Linked DNA regions of Homo sapiens: region 1 is linked to region 2. Evidence: chromatin contacts called from ENCODE Hi-C data. All regions are on one chromosome and are shown on one strand. Each heading gives the region's core, a stretch centred on a gene start or an enhancer-like site at or near the end of the contact. The rest is flanking DNA. Distances are from core to core; before and after follow the strand shown. Region 1 overlaps R3HCC1L (R3H domain and coiled-coil containing 1 like). Region 2 has its middle 66 kb from the start of HHEX.

Region 1 (6,840 bases), core at 4,095-6,594, 5.4 Mb after region 2:
AGAGGAGAACAGGGGCTGTTTAAATATTGGGATTCGTTTTCAAAGTTGGATCACTAGCTTTGCTCTGTCTCTTTCCACTGTAACAGCTGAGAGTTAACATCCTTCTTGTCAAGTCCTGGCTTCCCTGTAATTCATATAGTGAGCAGCAAAGATGCAGTGTTATTTTAAGGGTTTGATTAACTGATTCAGGAAGAATAGATGGTCATTTAAATAGTAAAGTATTATAAAACAGAATGAATAATGTTATTAAATAACTTAGAAATGAAAAAAGATAGCTGATTTTAACTTTTAAATATTACCCTATAAGTATTTGTTGTCAGTTAAAAAAATTTTTTTTTCAAGGAAGATTTAGTAAGTTGATATGACCTGCTGTTTTGTGAGAGGCTTTCTTACTCACATCTAATGATGATCTTTTGAGTATATTCCAGCTTCTGACTCTCCTGTGTAGCCAGTGACGATGGGCCAGCCGATGTGCAGGGTGATAGCTTTAGGGGTAACCAGAGGGTTGGTCACAGCAACCGTCAGAAGATAAATATACTCATGTGCTGCTGACGCACATTGCAAAAATTGGATGGAAACTATGACATGATAATGGTGATTTGCCGAATTTTCTCTTAAATAGTTTTGTGCAGCTAAACACAGTGAGAAATAAATGTTGATGTTGAGAGCTGAGTTCAAACAAATTAGTCTCAAATAGAATCCAGGGATGAGGAACTATAGGCACAGAAAAAAGAGAGGAACAAGATTATCCTTAGATTTGTTTTTTCTTAGTCTTCTTGCTTTTGTCAGCATCAGAATACTGTCTTAGGTATTTCTGGATGTTTTGCATGGCTCATGTGAGTAGAAGCATAGGATTTCATTGTGGATGACTGAAAAGGCCTACATCTCAGAGCAAATCAAAGTGAGTTTTAATCTTGGTTATTTGAAATCTCCTTGTACCTGTCTTATTAGGAGTATTATTTTTTTTTTTAAGAAGAAACTAATTTGCAGCTGGCTATAAAGAGTGACACTGTGTCTGGGAAAATGCTGTACTAACACACTGTGCTGTCCCACAAGAGTACTTCTCAAGTCCCCAGATGCAGTGCTGACAATCTGTGACAGCCTGTGAATTGTTGGGCAGCAGTTGGGGAAGATGGACAGCAGAGTGAGGTGGTTGTGTGTAAGTTAGAGGAGGTGGGGAGGGGAAGAAGTGAGAGAAGAGCAGAGCAGTTTCTAAGTTTTGTGGGCAATTTGAATGGAAGGTGTTTTAGTTGTTGGGTTCTGCTAATACAGCTGTGAAATAAACAGCTAGAAGGTGGGGTGGAAATAGTGTATTTCACCTTTCCTTTCAAGGTGTTATTGATTCTGTCATCAAAACTGTAAAGTTGCCTGGGCATGGCAGCTCACCCCCGTAATCCCAGCACTTTGGGAGGCCCAGGTGGGCAGATCACTTGAGGCCAGGAGTTCGAGACCAGCCTGGCCAACACAGGGAAACCCTGTCTCTACTATAAATATAAAATATTAGCTGGGCATGGTGGTGTACGCCTGTAATCCCAGCTATTCTGGAGGCTGAGACAAGCTATTCCTTGCTTGAGCCAGGCAGGCGGATGTTGCAGTGAGCTGAGATTGCGCCAGTGCACTTCCAGCCTGGGCGACAGAATGAGACTCTGTCTCAAAAAATCAAATAACAAAAAACCCTGTAAGGTTCTATGTTCTATTGATGAAAGTATGGGTTGGATGGAATTAAAACTTTTGAGGAGACTAGAAATACCACATCATACCAGGAAATGAAACTATAAAGGTAAGGGTAATGGGGATAGGGCTTATCTTTTCCAGGAATTATTATAGTAGTAGTAAGGCCAGTTACCATATTTAGATCCACAATGGCTAGGCCTTTATCTCAGACAAATGTACATCTTGTTATTTATTTATTGGATTGATTTGATACGTATGCTATCCGCTGTTACTGTTTTTATAGCAAGCATTGTCAGACATCAAAGACAAGAATTTCTGGATATTATTTGGATTGTGGAGTGGAATTTAATGTGGGCAAGTTATGGTTCAGTTCTTTCTTTCAGTATGAGAATAGTTATACAAAGTAAATAGCTTTGCTACAATGAACCTTTGGCTGTAGCCAGACTAATATTGGGGACTGAATGTTTGTGTTCCCCCTAAACTCATATGTTGAAATCTGGTCCCCAATGTGATGGTGTTGGAGGTGGGGCCTTTGGGATGTAATTTAGTCATGAAGGTGGAGCCCTCATGAATGACATGGCTTCCCCTATAGGAAGAAGCCAGGGACCAGGTGCGATGGCTCATGCCTGTAATCCCAGCACTTTGGGAGGCCAAGGCGGGTGGCTCACCTGAGGTCAGGAGTTCGAAACCAGCCTGACCAACATGGTGAAACCCCATCTCTACTAAATACAAAAAATTAGCTGGCCTGGTGGCACATGCCTGTAATCCCAGCTGCTTGGGAAGCTGAGGCAGGAGAATCACTTGAACCCGGAGGTGGAGGTTGCAGTGAGCTAGGACTGTACCATTGCACTGCAGTCTGGGCAGCAAGAGTGAAAACTCTGTCTCAAAAATCAAACAAACAAACCAAGAAGAAGCCAGGGAGCTAGCTTGCTCTGTTTCTGCTGTATGAGAATACAATGGGAAATCAACCTACTGCAACCTGGAAGAGGGCCTGCTCCGGAACCAGGCCATGCTGGCACCCTGATCTTGGACTTCTAGCTATTAGAATTGTGAGAAATTTTTGTTGTTTTTAAGCCACCCAGTCTGTGGTACTTTGTTATAGCAGCATGAACTAAGACAACCAGTTTCTGTAAGTCTCCAAAATAACACTCTGACTTTTTGCGTCTTCACATGTTGAGTCTATTCTTTCCACTTGTAATATCTCCCCTCAGTTCTGTGTCTGAACTTCTAAATCTGTTTCTAAAGGCCTAGCCTCAGTTCCACCCACTTTATGACATTTTCCTCACCCATTCCAAGCCCTTAGTGATATTTTTCTCCTCTGGTTTCTATCATTTACTGCTTTTCTCTTTATTTGGTAGTTAGAGACATATATTCCCTTAAAACAACATTAAAACAATCTTTCCAATTAGGTAGAGACATCTTAAGGGGAAGCTTCATTTTTACTCTCTCGGCTTACTGCAACTTCTGCCTCCCAGGTTCAAGCGATTCTCCTGCCTCAGCCTCCCGAGTAGCTGGGACTACAGGTGCGTGCCACCATGCCTGGCTAATTTTTTGTATTTTTAGTAGAAATGGGGTTTCACCGTGTTAGCCAGGATGGTCTCGATCTCCTGACCTCCTGATCTGCCCACCTCAGCCTCCCAAAGTGCTGGGATTACAGGCGTGAGCCACCGCGCCTGACCCCTACTTTATAATTTCTACTACCCCAGCAGTGATGTCAATACAATATGTGCACTTAATAAGTATTTGATGGTAAAAAAAAAATGCCATTGCCTATTGTTAGCTTTTACCCATCTTTAACAATTATCTTTCTCTTTGTATCATAAGAATACTAGATAAGAATTCAGTTTAAATACCTGAGCCATGTTCGTTCAGGACATGATTCTTCTTGAAAGCCTTCTGTAGCCCTGTGTACAGGCATTCTGTTCCTTAAAGTAACGTTGCTTTGAAGATTTTACTGTATTGTAATTATTTGTTATTCTTGGAACTCTAATGAATAAACTTTGAAACTGCATAGAAGAGAAACTCTTAAATTTATTAACTTGTTAATGTTTTCTTTGCCTGAAACTTGCTTTTGGTTTCTCAGTTTCTCACCAGGCACATTTCACACCTGCTGGTATAGCTCCAAGGAGGGAGGTGATAGATACGGAGCTGTAGCTATTTCTCTAACAGACAGACTCTACCTCATTTATAAGTATTCATTTTTGTTGTTACTGTGATTTGGTATTTTAAAAATTAAACTGTTCTGTGCTATGCATTTTTACAAACATACATACAAAATAAATAGCTTTGCTACAATGAACCTTTGGCTGTAGCCAGACTAGCATTCTGGGCTATGCATTTTTACCCCAACATAATTTTTAGAAGATATGTGTTTTAGTCTTACAGTAGTAGTTAGATGCAGGGACTTTGAAATCCAATCCACGGACTTTGAAATCCTATCCAGCACTTGGAAACTGTGTAATCTTAAGTAACTTAAGTTTCAGATTTTTCATCTGTAAAGTTGGGATAATAATAGCTACCTCTTAGTATTGTAGTTGGGATAAAATGAGATAACATATATGACACTTAGCTGAGATTGAGTCTGGTGGCTTCTACTTTCAAAATTTACCCAGTGGTTTATTAGCTTTACTCTGTGAATCTTAAAGAGGAAAAGAAATCAAGTTTAATGCATGTCAAGGTTGAGGTAAAGCCCCCAAAGCTTTATCCATTTGAGCTCCTTTATTGTCAACTATAGGATGTCAGTTAAACCCAGAATAGACCCAGGAGAGGAACTAATTTCAAATAACTGTAGAAGCAGACCAACCTCCAGATGTGTATTGAGGGAAAGAAGTTTTAAGAGGGAGTTTTTTTCTTCTCTCCCTGCCCCCTACCGCCAGTTACATATGCAGAGTAGGAAGCAAACTTTTCTCTCTACCTTTGTATTACATATTATATTGCCATTGTTCGGTATATTAAAGCTTTTATCTGACTGCCTTTTGAGGTGGTCAATAATAGGTGCTAACATTAAACTTGGAGCAGTTAAGTCGGTGAGCTGTGTGGTTACCTTGTCAGTGGAGTGTGAAAAAGACTAAGCTGCGGACTGTTTCCCAGCCTATAAAGCGTGAAATCAGTTGGTGCTGATGCATGACGACTATAGCCAGTGTAGTATAAAATAAGCTGGGGGCATGAATTGTGTTATGTCGTGAGAAAGACCTTTTCATGCCAGTTTATTTATATATTTTGGGACCTCCAAGATCCTACTGGAATCATGTATCTTGTATCTTTTGTTGTCTTGATACTCAGTTTTTTCATGAAATGTTTCTTCCAGTTGTGCAAGCTGTATTCTTTGTCCAGCTGCAGGCAGAGAGGCAGAGGCAGTAAATATAAATGTCCAAGGCAGAGGCAGACTAATATTAAAATACTGTATTATATTCTGTTTAAGATTGCATCTGAAAATACCATCTGCAGTTGGTATTTGATGTACAGGTTTCTTCTGTTTTAGACCCAAGATTTGAACGTATACTCTACATTCTACTTTGAGCTTCTGCCAGGGTGAGAACTGTGTTACCAGTTTCACTGGTTGGTGGTCCCATGTTGAAATGTGCCTCTGGAGAAGGAAAGTAGAGAAGGGCAGCATTTTCAAATGCTTGGAGGAGTTGGTAGGAAGAAGTATAGAGATTATTCTTATGCGGAATAGAAGAGAGGGTGTTCCTCTCCTGACACCTGGTGAGGTTCTTTACCATATGGCTTTTGAGGGTGAGGCAAGGTGAATGAGGAAGTTTCAGAGACAACAGTGAATTATTGTCAGCCTTTTTAAGTCTGGAAGGTTATTGGAAATAGGCATGCCATGAAAGCATTAAAGATCTTTCATTCTTATCTTACTTGGTTTTCTCCTTTTACGGCAGCAGTCTTTGAACTCTTTTTGGTTGTTTTGCAGTTACATGGATTCTAAGCAAATTGTGAATATTTATGAAACTAATGCATCATTGTGAGACCATTCTGCTGAATATCAGGCAGTCTAGTCTAGTAGTTAAGTGCAGGGACTTTGAAATCCTAACCAACACTTAGAAGTTGTGTGATCTTTAGTTATTTAAGCTTCAGATTTCTCCTATATAAAATTGGGATAATCATAGCTATCTCTTAGTACTATAGTTGGAACCAAATGAGATAATGTATATACAATGTTTACCACAGTCCCTGTCATGTAGTAAGCACTCTGTAAATGGTAGCTGATTATTCTTCTTTCTCTTCCTCTACTACTACTAAATCACTGCTCTACCACTACTTCACTTTTGCTTGTAGGGCCTAAACTGTAATGAAACAGAAAACACAATTAGACATGGTTCATCGCGGCAGATTTTGAAAAATATGTCATTGTTCTCTTGGGCATGGCTTAATAGTTCTTTCTTAACTAAGTAGAAACTATAAAAAGACTTTTTAAAATGAAAGATAAGAATCTTTGTCTTGGTTTAAGATAGCTTTGCAAATGAGTGTACAAAACTAGTTATTCTAAAATGTATTTGCTTAATGCAAATAAATCAGCCTTTATATGAGCTTAGGGAATATGTAAAACTAACAGCTCGAAGAATTGTCATTCCTTATTACTCACCTAACACAACCTTTTTTTTTTTTTTTTTTTGGAGTGAGTGCTTTTTTTTGGGAATTGTTTGAAGTTTTTTTCTTGTGCCAAGAATAGTCACAGTAGAAGTCTTGTCCAGTGTATGAGGCACATTTTTGGGGGAATGGGATGGAAAAATCACCCTGATCATTTATCCTTAATGGTAATGAGTATTAGTGTGGATAATATATTTGGATTTGATGTGCATTATGTGATTATTTCTTCAGCACAATTAACTTCCTGATTAAACTTTGCTCAGCATATATTGTGAGCATATACTCGGTGGAAAACTGATAATACTGCTATAATGGTGGTAAAACTGCTAGTTTAGTTGATAGACAATCTGGGTTCTGGTCTTAGTTACTACCACTCTAATAGTCTTAGATAAATCCCTCAACCAGATGATTTTCAAAGGCTCTTTTCAGCTATAAGCTTTTTGTTGGTTTGTTTTGAGACTGGGTCTTGCTCTGTCACCCAGGCTGGAGTACAGTGTCACAATCATAGTTCACTGCACCCTCAAATTCATGGGCTCAAGCAGTCTCCCTCCCTCTCAGCCTTCCAAGTAGTGA
Region 2 (7,482 bases), core at 4,712-7,211:
TATTCACAACAAAAGCCTGATATATTTGTATGAAGGCTGCAGAGAGGTTTGGAAAGCACAGATTTCTCCCCCTTTCTCCTCCCTTAGTTTGTTCACCGATCACTTCTTCCCTCTCTTCCTTCTTTTTCCCTTCCCTCCCTCTCTCCCTAGCTTCCCCCACTTTCTTTCCTCTCTCTGTCTCCCTCCCTTTCTTTCTTCCATTCTAGAAAGTGAGGTATTTTCCAGTACCTGTAATCTGTACACTTTGGGAGGCCGAGGTAGGAGGATTGCTTGAGGCCAGGAGTTTGAGATCAGTCTGGGCAACATAGCAAGACCCTACAGCAAATTTTTTATATAAAAAATTTAAAAATTAGCCAGGCTTGGTGGCACATGCCAATAGTCCCAGCTACTTGGGGGGCTGAGGCAGGAGGATCACCCGGAAGTTCGAGGCTGTGGAGAACTATGATTGCCCATGGCACTCCAGCCCGGATGACAGAGCGAGACCCCATCTCTATAAAAAATAAAAAGTGAAAAATAAAGATAATCCCAGCACTTTGGGAGGCCAGGAGCGGGCAGATCACCTGAGGTCAGGAGTTCGAGACCAGCCTGGCCAATATGATGAAACCCCGCCTGTACTAATAGTAAAAAAAATTAGCTGGGTGTGGTGGCACACACCTGTAATCCCAGCTGCTCAGGAGGCTGAGGCGGCAGGAGAATCACTTGAACCTGGGAGGTGGAGGTTGCAGTGAGCCCAGATCGTGCCACTGCACTCCAGCCTGGATGACAGAGTGAGACTCCATCTCAAAAGAAAAAAAAAAATGGAAGTGAGGTATTAAGGACTCTGTCTGTTGTGATTCGAAACTCCTTTTGATTTGTCTTTTTTTTTTTTTTTGAGACGGAGTCTTGCTGTGTTGCCCAGGCTGGAGTACAGTGGTGCGATCTCTGCTCACTGCAAGCTCTGCCTCCCGGGTTCACGCCATTCTCCTGCCTCAGCCTCCCGAGTAGCTGGGACTACAGGCGCCTGCCACCACGCCCGGCTAATTTTTTTTTGCATTTTTTAGTAGAGACGGGGTTTCACCATGTTAGCCAGGATGGTCTCGATCTCCTGACCTTGTGATCCGCCCGCCTCGGCCTCCCAAAGTGCTGGGATTACAGGCATGAGCCACCGCGCCTGGCCTGATTTGTCTTGAACATGTAGAATGTTGGAAATGCCGGGGCCTAAGGCATCATCCAAAGGGGAGTGGAGGCTAGAGAGGTAAAGGATTTTGCCTGAGGTCAACTAAATGAAATCCTACCAAGATCAGACAGCGACTATAAAGCAGGAGTCCAGTCAACCCCAAGAGGAAAGCTACCAGAATAGCACAGGCAAAGTCTGATTTGTTCTGGAGGTGTCAACATTTTTAAATGACTCAATTCAATCTCAGACCAGCAAGCTCTTCACCTTCACTTGAAGGAGTGTAGGATCTTTTATCAGGAGCTTAAGAATGAAAAGCAAACTTCTAATCATACCCAGCACTTCAAAATCCCCAGAGTTGAGGGCCGGGTAATGAGTGGGGCTTACATAGAGTAGGTTCTCAGAGATACAAGGGTTAGGACTTGGAAATACACATGACAGGCGGGGACAGAAATTTTATTAACCTGTACCTTAAAGCCCTTTAGGACATTTGATTGTGGAATGAAACCAACACATTGAGAAGACTCAAAGTGGGGAGAACCTGAAATTAGTTTTGCACTTTCCAATCCCAGGTTTCCAGGCCCTCTGTCCTCAGTGATTGGCTGGTGCAATTCTGAACACTGAGCTGTTGATTTTCCCATCCCAATAACTTCAGCAAAGGAATCTCTGAAGTCCAGTGTGGAAGCTCAATACACAGACCAGGCAGGAGGACTGCTTGAGGCCAGAAGTTTGAGACCAGCCTGGTCAACATAATGAGACCCCCATCGCCAGACAAATAATAATAATAATAATAATTATTATTATTATTATAAAGAATCAGAGAGAGAGAGTAAGCCTTGGAGGTAAGTAGCATGCCACAGATCACTTAGCAATCTAGAAACAGATTCTGAATTCTAGGTCCCACTCAGAGAAGGAGAAAGGGAAAGAAAGTGTGGCAGCCCTGACTTCTGTTCTTCAGAGGCAGCTTTATATGGTGGAGATTGCCTGGAGCCAGGAGATAAGGCCATGTGCTTTCTGGGCCTCAATTACTTCCCTTGTAAAATGAGAAAGAATTGGTCCACATGACTGCTAACTTCCTATCTCTATGTAAGAACCATGTGACTCTAGAATCATATTTAAATGGTAAAATGACAAGTGATCCAAGTGATTAATTTTTTTTATTGTCCTGATTTTTTTCCCCATCCTGGTGTGTGGTTTGGCTGAACTGACTGAATTTAAGGGAATATCTTTGATGTCCCAAATTACCTGGAGGAATTTCATCTCACAATTTTTCTCAAAGGCCTTTAGGACTGCTGCATTCTTTTTGAGATCCTTGCCTAGAAAACAATCTAGGAGCAGAACACGATGAGAGGTCAACAGCATTTTTTTTTTTTTATTAAGATGGAGTCTCGCTCTGTTGCCCAAGCTGGAGTGCAGTGGCACGATCTCAGCTCACTGCAGCCTCCGCCTCCCGGGTTCAAGGAATTCTCCTGCCTCAGCCTCCCGAGTAGCTGGGGCCTGCCACCACGCCTGGCCAATTTTTATATTTTTAGTAGAGGCAGGGTTTCTCTATGTTGGCCAGGCTGATCTCGAACTACTGACCTCAAATGATTCACCCATCTCGGCCTCCCAAAGTACTGGGATTACAGGTGTAAGCCACCACACCCAGCCATTTTTTTTTTTTTTTTGAGACAGAGTCTTGCTTTTGTTGCCCAGGCTGGAGTGCAGTGGTGGGATCTCAGCTCACTGCAACCTCTGCCTCCCAGGTTCAAGCGATTCTCCTGCCTCAGCCTCCTGAGTAGCTGGGATTACAGGCGTGTCCCACCATACTTGGCTAATTTTTGTATTTTTAGTAGAGACAGGGTTTCACCATGTTGGCCAGGCTGGTCTCGAACTCCTGATCTCAAATGATCCACCCACCTCGGCCTCCCACAGTGCTGGAATTACAGGCGTGAGCCACCACACCCATCCTGTCAAGCAGTATTAGTGCAATGTTTCCCCACCACACTCAGTCTAAAGCCACACTTCACGCCTACCAGGCCCTGCACTTTCTGGATCCGCCTTCCTTTCCAGCCTCCTATCCTATCCTCTCTCTTCATGTAATTTATTTTGGACACACAGGCTTTCCTTTAGTTCCTCAAAGGCACAAAACTCTTTCCTAACTCAGGACTTGCGAATAGACTGTTTTCTCTACTGGAGCTGTCTTCCTTCATTCATTGGTCGTTTGGATGATTCAGGCCTGAATACCACATCATCAGTTGGGCCTCCACTGGTATTAATATTTGGGCCTCCACTGACCACCTCATCTAAACGGAAATTGGACCACCCTATTCTTTCTCTTCAGAGCACTTAACATTATTTGCGTGTTTAATATCTGCTTCTCTAACTAGACTGGGAAGTCCATGAGGTCAGGGGCTATCTCTTTTTTGTTTACCACTGCATTTCCTAGCACGTAGTAAGCACTCAATATTTACTGGCCAGGTGCGGTGGCTCACGCCTGTAATCCCAGCACTTTGGGAGGCCCAGGCAGGCAGATCACTTGAGGTCAAGAGTTCGAGATCAGCCTGGCCAACGTGGTGAAACCCTGTCTCTACTAAAAATACAAAAATTAGCCAGGCATGGTGGCAGACGCCTGTAATCTCAGCTACTTGGGAGGCAGATGGAGGAGCATAGCTTGAACCCAGGAGGCGGAGGCTGCAGTGAGCTGAGACTGCACCACTGTACTCCAGTCTGGGTGATAAAGTGAGACTCATTTCAAAAACAAAAAAAAAAATTTACTAAATGAATGAATGAATGCATTCGCAGAAAATTCCCAGCACAATCTGCTCTTATTGGTTGTTTCTATATGACACAACCTACATAAACACTTAGTGAAATTGCCACGTTGACCCTGTTTTGGTATTGTAGAAACAGCTATTGGCCCTTGGATAAGTTGGCAAGGATTCCAATGTGTGTTTATTCAAACTGAATGGGCCTCTTTAGGGGCTCAGTGAGAACCCCAGGAGCCAGTTAATGCAACCTCAGTTCTCTCAATCTGACTTCTTGTAAAATTTCAGAGACATTCTCTTGGCTAAGAAGATAACTGAGATTTCAAGTTAGAACTGTAGTATCCTTAACAGAGAAAAGCAAGTGAATCTCAAGTGACCGATTTTGCCTGAGTAAAATCGGAATTAAATCATATGTGGAATTACGACAGAGTCATTGGATGACAATCAGCTTTGTTTCGTTTTTCTGGGACCACATGAAAAAGAGGTTATTTATTAAGAATGGAATAGTTCCTTTAAAATTCTGTAGCAATCATGTCTCTCTCTCTTTTTTTTTCCTTCCAGTCCATGGAAAGTGTTATCTCAGGCAGCTTTGTGCAGGAAGTTGGGTTTATCACTTCCTCACAGTTGCAGTTTGTCTAGGACTTAGCTACATGCTATCAGATTACATCAAAATGTAGGCCTTTGTGTGTTTAACTCATCAAAGGAGTGGGCCCTCAGGACTTGATATCACTTCACTGCAAACGCAGCCATGTAGCAAAACAAAGCCTATCTAAACAGGACACAACTATTTCTGTTGTGCGGCAGCTCCGCTAGCTCGCGCTTTCAGAAATGGTTGGGTTTTGGGTTTCAGGTGTCTGCACTGTTTCACTTCTTGTTTTTATATTTGTATCTTTTTAGAATTGCAGTCATTTGCCTGGTTATGTGCAAGGAAGGAAAACCCAAAATATTACCTATGAGGGAGGAGGCAAGATTGCCCCAATCCACAGTGTCAGTTGGAGGTAGCACTAACCCTTACCTCATCTTCTTGATTTTCACTTGAGAACTCAGTTGCTGCGGTCTCAGTAGTCTGGGCTTCAGGGCTGGCCATGTGGGGGTTTCAAACCTTGACTTCCCTGTGTCCTGGGGCAATTATTTCACCTCTGCGTTTCAGTGTTCCCATCTGAAAAATGAAGTTAATAATAGCACCTGCCTCATAGCTTCATGGTATGGAATAAATGACACAGATTAAAGAATATATGAAGAGCGCTTATAAAAAGTGCTCCCCATTGGAGGGATATCAGGATTTTAAAGTCTGAGGGGATACCACGCCCCAGGCCCTGCAGAGCAGCAAGACTAGCTGGCAGGGCAGCCAGTCCCAGGCTGGGCAAAGTTTCTCAGGCTGTACTTCCACCTTTGGGGCCTCGTTACTATTTTCTTCTCCGTGGAGTTCCCTCTTCTCTGTGGTGGGCTTTCTGCCAGATGCTGCCTCTATTGGCGGCCACAGGAAGCCAATGCAACTGTGAAGTAATACTTCTGCCTCAGGCCTGGCTCCGCCCTGTTGACCAAGGGTTTTTAGATCTGCTCAGCCAACTCTTTTTAATGCCTTGCCTAAAAAGGACTTCTCACCCAGCCCTGCTGCACTAGGATATGGCTGGCTGCCCCAGAGGCTTTGGACAGACAGTTTTCTGGAGAGAGAAAGGGTGGAGCGGACTTCTCCCTCTCAGCTCAATTCTTCAGGAGTTTGGGGTATCATTTTGTGGCAAGTCTCTCATATGATGCTCATTTACCAAAAGCAGGTGTTAAAGGAAGAGGGAGAGAGCTTGATTCTGTACAATCTCTTTGAGCCAGTGGAATAGAATGAGGCACTCTTAAAAAAATGATTTGCATCAGGAAGTATGCGAACTTTCACAGGCCTATGACCGGAAAGAAATTTAAGTTACACCTAAAAAATTGTATGCTTTAAGAAGGTAAATGGTTTTTCTTTTTCTTTTTTAAAATCTGAAACAATTTTGCATAGAAAATTGCAATCAGCCTAAGGGTTTGTTGCTGTTTTTTTTTTGCCTCACTTGGCCAGAGAGACTTTATTGCTTCTTTATACGTCAGTTATTCACTGATAGCTTGCTATCTTCATAGCTTCCTCCGATCCAGACCGTGAGGTGGCAGGTGTCCTGTGAGCCACACTCTGCCTCAGCTGTTTAGAGAATCACTTTGGAGACACCAGTCACCTCCATTCAGTGCTGCTGGCTTAGGGTTGGTGCCACAGGTTCCCATCCATTGGATTTTGCCTCTCTGTCCCTGGCATGGGCTCTTAGGCTGTCTTTTCAGCTTTTGCCCTTAGTATAATAGCACATGATAGTGTGGAATAGCCACAGCCACTCAGATCTGTTTCTTAGACTCCTCTTAATGGCCACAGGGTCAGTTTCACCTCACCCTCAAATCCTAAGCAGGACGCAGATTCCCTGTGTGTCTCTGGTATCCTGGGCTTCCCCTTGACTAGGAATAGAATTGGGACATTTGCCTACAGCCCTCTTAGGATAACTGTGACTGCTAAGTGAAGACCAGCACTTTCTGTTAGATTGATGAGATTAAACTTCTTTTTTTCCAATTATAATAGCAATAAATGTGTTTTCTTTACACATACACATACACACACCCCTATGCACAGAAACGTATAAAGTTTAAATTTTCAGACCTTCATATTAAGGCTACTAATGATAATTTGTTTGTTGTATGCTGTTCTAAGATTTATTTCAGTACAATAAAAGCATCATAAAAAAGAAAAAGATAATGGGATGTACACATACTCTTCTGAAACTTACGTGATTTCCTTCATAGTATATGTTGTATAGATTTAAATGTCAGTATATACAGATTTACCTTCTTATTTTGAGCGGCTGTGGCTATTCCACAGAATAATGTGCTATAATTTATTTACTCAGTTTCTTATTGGTAGACTTTGGACTATTTCAGCCTTTTTTTTTTTTTTTGGTTTAACAAACAGTACAGTACTACTGAACATCCTTGTGCAAACATTTTTGTGCTTATGTGTATTTCTGTAGAATTGTTGGGTTAAAGGTACATACCCTTGAAATTTTAACATGCATTGCTAAATTGAGTACCAGTGTAACAGCTTGCAATCTACCCAAAAGTCAGAAAAGTCTTGTTTCCCCAAACATGTATCAGCCTTAGTATTAGCAAATTTTATAGAGCTGATAGGCAAAAAAATTTGTTTTCATTTGTGTTTCCTTTGTTATTCACAAAACTGAACATCTTTTAAAGATGTGTTTTAGTTACCTGTATCTCCTCCTCTGTGAGTTTTCTGTTTGTATTGTTTGTCCATTGAAAAGTTGGACAAATGAACAAAAGTTGGACAAAGTTGAATTGTCTTTTTAATGACCTGAGCATCAGTTAGGATGTTTTGGCCTATAAATACAGAATCCTTACTAAAAGGTGGCTTATATTTATTGCTTATTATATTCCAAACACAGTGTCTGGATGGAGGTAGGGCATTCCAGGGCTGGGAAGTGGCTTATTGATTTTGCACACAGACTCTTTCTGCTATGTTTTACTCAACTTGTCCTCTTGTGGTTCAAGACAGCTGCC

What was found. Hi-C counts contacts between places; a loop is a spot of excess contacts on that map. Pooled maps may share reads with other maps.
Region 1: a loop to region 2 is called in a map with no recorded cell type, with 18 times the contacts of the local background. The contact joins two enhancer-like sites. A Hi-C loop is called at or near these places in 3 of 37 single-sample maps with no recorded cell type and 1 of 50 pooled maps.

The regions. Positions count from the first base shown.
Region 1 is chr10:98,163,612-98,170,451 of GRCh38, forward strand. All of the region lies in intron 4 of R3HCC1L (R3H domain and coiled-coil containing 1 like), which reads left to right. Among named protein-coding and RNA genes, the nearest start is that of R3HCC1L, 32 kb to the left of the region's middle. Within about 2 kb of position 5,345, at least 2 of the 41 ENCODE cell types and tissues checked have a DNase peak (open chromatin) inside an H3K27ac peak, as active enhancers do.
Region 2 is chr10:92,751,895-92,759,376 of GRCh38, forward strand. No RefSeq gene overlaps it. Among named protein-coding and RNA genes, the nearest start is that of HHEX, 66 kb to the left of the region's middle. RefSeq lists enhancers at 2,345-6,338, 4,444-4,588, 5,130-5,329 and cis regulatory regions at 4,309-4,990, 4,507-4,524, 5,153-5,645. Within about 2 kb of position 5,962, at least 24 of the 41 ENCODE cell types and tissues checked have a DNase peak (open chromatin) inside an H3K27ac peak, as active enhancers do.